2 separate regions of the Mus musculus genome follow, and region 1 is linked to region 2. A link is a loop called in an ENCODE intact Hi-C map of the cell type or tissue named here. Cell type or tissue: left cerebral cortex. All regions are shown on one strand. Each heading gives the region's core, and the rest is flanking DNA. Links, peaks and the distances in the headings are about the cores only. Region 1 overlaps Nell1 (NEL-like 1). Region 2 has its middle 9.0 kb from the start of Gm33015.

Region 1 (2,921 bases), core at 225-2,724, 700 kb before region 2:
AAATACCCATCTTCAGGTTCTGTTCCTATTCTGTCCAGTACTTGTCTACATACCTCTTATGCAGCTTTAAGCTGCCTTTCCATGCATCCTTCTCAAACACTGGATGTTTGACATCTGTGTGCAAGTGGTAAACAATTGCTCTGATGTAGGGAAAATATTTTTTGAGGCTATGGTGAGATATCAACATTTATTACCTTCTGCAATCTGTCACAATTTGGATCAGTCCTTCCAGAGGCAAAACGCAAGGCATATTTCATCAGCTGTCAGCAGGTGGGGGCTCAGAGGGGACATGTAAACAGCATTTTGTTTATATTCCTTCTGTAGAGGCAATAATGGCATGATCAAAGTTTCTGTTGCTCATGACGGTAGTAAAGTCCTTGTACCCCTCCAGTTAAAGACACGCTGGGCTATCTGAAGCCTTATGACAGAAACCTACTCAGAATAGTAAATTAGGGAGGAAAAAAGTCATGAACATAAGCAAATAGGCTCTTTGTCCAGAGAGTCTGAATTTGTGTTTAACAAGCCTGAAACAGGTGGAAGATACATGGGTGTTCTATGCTACTGGGTCTGGGAAGGGGCCTCTGGAAATCAAGGTAATTAGAATAGTTGAATGGGACAGGAAAGAGGGAAAGTGTTCCCAGAAAGTATACTGATGTGAGTCACAACATGCCGGCATTTAGCCTACTCCTTTTCTTTTTCTGTAGATTCCTTTCATTTTATATGTATGACTGTTTTGCTTACATGTATATGTGTGCACCGGGTACATGCCTATTATCTTCTGAGGTCAGAAGAAGGCATCTGATTTCCTGGAGCTGAAATCATGGTTGGTTGTGAGCTACTGTGTGAATTCTTAGTATCAAACTGAGGTCCTCTGTAAGAGCATCTGCCACCTTTTTACATGCTGAAATATTTTTTAACACCCAGATATTTTCCAAACACAGTTTGTTTGGTTTTTTTTAAATTAACTTTTCTTTCTCCCCTTCCCTCTTTCCTCATGATAATGCAACCTATGAATAATCTATCCAGAAAGATTTGCACATTTGTGTCTATAACTTAAGCATATTTTTAAGAATAACAAATGTATTTTCCAATCAAACTGTGGACATCTGTCTATGATTTAATGATCTAATACAAGATAAAACTAGGTAAACCTGGGTACGATTTGGAGATAGACCCTAAATTTTACTGACCTACAATTTTGTAATGGCTTAGTTTATGCCTGCTAAACTCTTTCTTTTCCTCTCGAACTCTTGTTTTAGTTTCAAATCCCCTTACCCTTTGTAAATATATCATATTTTCTTTTGATACATTATACACTTTGCCCTCCGAAGTGCATTTGAATTGCCACGTGTGTGCAGGTGTGCTTGGAAGCCAGAAGAGGGTGCCAAACACTTGGAACTGAAGTTATGGGCAATGAGAGCCATGCAAAGCAAGAGCTAGAAGCTAAAATTTGGTCTACTAGAAGAATATACCTGACTACTGCACTGTCTCTTTAGTCCCCTGAACGAGCATTTTAAGATGTTAATAAATATATCTGAAATAAGATTTGATAACTAAATCTATTAATATATTATCACAGATAATTCTGAGAAATTATCTTTTTTTTTTCCCCAGTACCAGTCACCCCTGCCGTGGGTGGCTACTTTTCTTTCTTAGGGCAATGCCAGTATCTTCCTTTCCTCTGTTTGGCCTTGGGAAGGGGCATTAAACAATAGTGAGATGCTCCAAAGACATCAACAAGAAATGAAGGCATCTAGTGGATCAAGGTCACCCTCAAGTGCCTCTGGATCTCTTCAGTCCAGCATCCAAACAATGCCGTCTGCTGCTTCAGGGGAATTATGCTTTCTGGAACTGGAGTGAGATGGAGCTTGGAATGAAGACATTGACCTTGTCTGAGACTTCATCCCTGAAAGAACCAAATGAGAATCATGTCTCCCACCTTCCCTTATCCTTGCTCTCAGTAGTGCCATGCAAGGAAGGATGAGGCTATTAAAGAGAGATGGAGAGAAGTATATTTGGAGGTACATGGCCCGTGGCTGCCTGGAAGCCAGTTGCCCTAAAGAGAAATAAGCAATTTAGACAAGTTGGGTTAACATTCCTTTCCTCAGATTGAAAAGAATTAAGTTTTTCGATATGAGCTTGAGAACACTAGAGAACCTCATTGGTTTACTGCAGTGATCCATGACATTCTCTTCTTGCTGTCTCTGTGTGCATTTCACCAGATTGAGAATGCAGCAGTGACACAAGGCTATAGGTCTATTGCATTGCTTTGGTTTTTTTTTTCTATTCTCATTGTGTATGATGATACATGGTATATAGGAACACACCTTTGTAGCTGCATGCAAGCCTGGGTGCCTATGCATGTTGACACCTGATGTCGGTCCCAGGGATTGCCCCAGATCTCTCTTCCTTCACCTTATTCATGGAGAATAGGGTTCTCAGGCAAACCCTGAGTTCCCTATATGGCTAGCTCATATGACACAAGGTTCTATGAGAATCTTCTGTCTCACCTTTGCCTTTGTAGGGGTGAAAGTATAAGTGGGTCACCATGCCCATTCAACAGTTAAATGAATTTTTTTTGAGGTCTGAACTGTAGCACTTAGGCTTGCATGACCAGTGGTTAGACATGAAGACATCTCCCCAGCACTAGATATCTATTTATTATGCTTGTTTGCTTCATTGTTCTTTATTTTTATCCCTAATGTTTTCTAGGAAGGGCATGGAGAAAATGACAGCATGTTGTGTCTCCTGTTTAATGATAGCTGAATCTGAAGACAGGGCTTTTAATCATGTACATTACAAAAGATGGGTTTTGTTTCCATTCACCTGACCAAGTAAAGCTGAAACAATAAGAAAAAAGTTAGAAGCTTTCTGGTCTTCAGCCTGTATACAGAAAACAGAACTAAGATAGTCATACGTCA
Region 2 (2,921 bases), core at 253-2,752:
GATCTATATGTTTTTTGCAAATTTCATAATTATATTTTTCTTATAGCTAAGTAATATTTCATTGTGTTTCTGTGCCACATTTTCACTGCCTTCTTGCCTGTTGATGGAAATTCAGGATGATCCAATTTCTCAGTTGTTGTGAATACTGTGGCAATAAACATTGGTGTGCAGGTGTTATTATGGGGAGATGTAGAATCCTTGGGGTATATGCCCAGGAGTGGCAGGGCTAGGCTAGGCCATGCATGTACTATCTCTGGTTTTCATGTTTTGAGAAAACTCTACCTTTGGTTTACATTTTCACCACCAGTGAGCAAGGAGTCCTTCTGTACCTCTGTGTCAGCATCTGTTGTCACTTGTTTGCTTGATGATTGTCATTCTGACTGAGTTAAGATGGAATCTCAAAAGCTCAGGAATGGACAGATTTACTGGTGAATTCTACCATAATTTTTATGAAATTTTAATGCCAATGTGTCTTTTTTAGGGTTACTATTTCTGTGATGAAACATGACCAAAAACAACTTGGAGAGGGAAGGGTTAATTTTCACTTAAAGTTCCACGTAACAATTCATCATCAAAAGCAGTGAGGGCAGGAATATGAAGGCAGGAGCTGATGCAGAAGCTATGGAGGGGCACTGCTTACTGGCTTGCTGCTCATAGCTTCCTCAGCCTGCTTTCCTATAAAACTCAATCCCATCAGTCCAGGGATGGCACCATCAACAAAGGGCTTGCCCTCCCCTCAATCACTAATAAAGAAAGTTTTCTACAGACCTTCCTATAGCATGCTTCTATGAAGGCATTTTCTCAATTGAGGCTCTTTCCTTTCAGATGACTCTAGCTTGGGTCAAGTTGACATAAAACTATTCAGCATGCCATATTTCTCAAGCTGTTCCACAAAAATCAAAGGAAAAGAACACTACTACCAAAACCCTCTCACAAGATCAGTATTCCCTGGTACCCAAACCACATAAAGACACAACAAAAGTAGGAAACTACAAACCAAACTCCCTGATACACATAGATGCTGAGTTTCTGCCAAAAGAAGACTTGCCAACTGAACTTGATAATACATTAAGAAGGATGTACATCGCAATCATGCTGGTTTCATACCCAGGATGCAGATTTGGCTCAACATATGCAAATCGGTAAATATAATACACTATTTTAATGGAGCCTAGGACAGATCACGTCACACAATCCTTTTGAATTCAACACACTTTTCACAATAAAAGTCCTGAAGAAACTACGGATAAGAGAAAACCATATCTAAACTGCAGTAAATCTGGAAAAAAAGAAAAACTGAGAGCATTTCTTCTAAAATCTGTTTTTTTGGGGGGTTTTTTTGTTTGTTTGTTTTGGTTTTTTGGTGGTTTTTTTTTTTGTTTTTTGGTGGTTTTTTGTTTTGTTTTGGTTTTTGTTTTGGTTTTTTTGGTACACCCCTACCCAGTCCATTCTGATGACACCAACTATGGTTATAGACAAACTTGGGCCTAGGGTGCCATCTAGTGCTGAAAGAATGACAACACATGAAATACAGACCTGGAGTTTAAGACTCCAAGTACTTAAAAGTAGGGAAATTGATTAACATAACCAAAGACTGAAACAAACAAAAATTGTACACCCCAGTATTCTCTAGACAAAATTTTAAATATGAAACATCAACAGCTGAACATATCAAATGGAAGGAGGAATTGGTGAGCTTGAAGACATGCCGTTTGAAGACACATGAAGGAGAACAAAATGAAGAACACTTATCTGAAATTTGAAGCAGCATTCAAAGGACAAATTTTGAGTTCTAGAAGCACAATACATGAGAGAGAGAAAGACAGGCAAACAGAGACAGAGAGACAGAGAGACAGAGACAGACAGACAGAATAACAGTAAAACACCCTATATCTAATACAGGGGAGCCAAATGTGACTGTTATTTCTTAACTCAGCCAAGTCAATCCCAAGACATTTATTATCAAGCTCTCAAAGAAGAAAGGCAAAGAGGAACTTATTAAAGTAATAAAATTCCAAGTACCAGGTGAGGTGCTCTAACTCGCCTAACATCACCAGTGTCAACAGGGACCTTACTGTCTAGTCATGAACAAGTTGAGTTAGCCACAGTGCTGTATCAAAAGAGAAAAAGCTAGCAAAGGAGAAAATTTCAACATAGGATACTTTAAAGAAGAAAACTTCATCCAGACAACCTACTCTTTTTTTTTTCTTCTTTCTTTTTTTTTATTTTGTTTTTTATTAGGTATTTATTTCATTTACATTTCCAATGCTATCCCAAAAGTTTCCCACGTGCTCCCCCACCCACTCTCACTTCTTGGCCCTGGCATTCCCCTGTACTGAGGCAGATAATGGGGCTCTCTTTCCAGTGATGGCCAACTAGGCCATCTTTTGATACATATGCAGCTAGAGTCAAGAGCTCCGGGGTACTGGTTAGTTCATACTGTTGTTCCACCTATAGGGTTGCAGACCCCTTCAGCTCCTTGGGTATTTTCTCTAGCTCCTCCACTGGGGGCCCTGTGATCCATCCAATAGCTGACTGTGAGCATCCACTTCTGTGTTTGCTAGGCCCTGGCATAGTCTCACAAGAGTCAGCTATATCTGGGTACTTTCAGCAAAATCTTGCTAGTGTATGCAATGGTGTCAGCGTTTGGAGGCTGATTATGGGATGGATCCCGGATAGGGCAGTCTCTAGATGGTCCATCCTTTCGTCTCCAAACTTTGTCTCTATAACTCCTTCCATGGGTGTTTTGTTCTCAATTCTAAGAAGGGGCAAAGTGTCCACACTTTGGTCTTCATTCTTCTTGAGTTTCATGTGTTTAGCAAATTGTATCTTATATCTTGGGTCTTCTAAGTTTCTGGGCTAATATCCACTTATCAGTGAGTATATATTATGTGAGTTCTTTTGTGATTGGGTTACCTCAC

What was found. A loop is a pair of places that touch in the nucleus more often than their neighbours do. Peaks named below come from ENCODE experiments on the same cell type or tissue, not always from the same donor. Only the 100,000 strongest peaks of a DNase experiment are listed, where the experiment ranks them.
Region 1: it touches region 2 in a loop (3-fold over the local background); 7 of 42 quality-filtered maps call a loop at or near these places.

The regions. Positions count from the first base shown.
Region 1 is chr7:50,729,766-50,732,686 of GRCm38, forward strand. All of the region lies in intron 15 of Nell1 (NEL-like 1), which reads left to right. Among named protein-coding and RNA genes, the nearest start is that of 4933405O20Rik, 130 kb to the left of the region's middle. In left cerebral cortex, for the core only: a CTCF peak has its summit at 1,357 (motif pointing right); a DNase peak (open chromatin) is centred at 1,396.
Region 2 is chr7:51,433,573-51,436,493 of GRCm38, forward strand. No RefSeq gene overlaps it. Among named protein-coding and RNA genes, the nearest start is that of Gm33015, 9.0 kb to the right of the region's middle. In left cerebral cortex, for the core only: a CTCF peak has its summit at 1,515 (motif pointing left); a DNase peak (open chromatin) is centred at 1,509.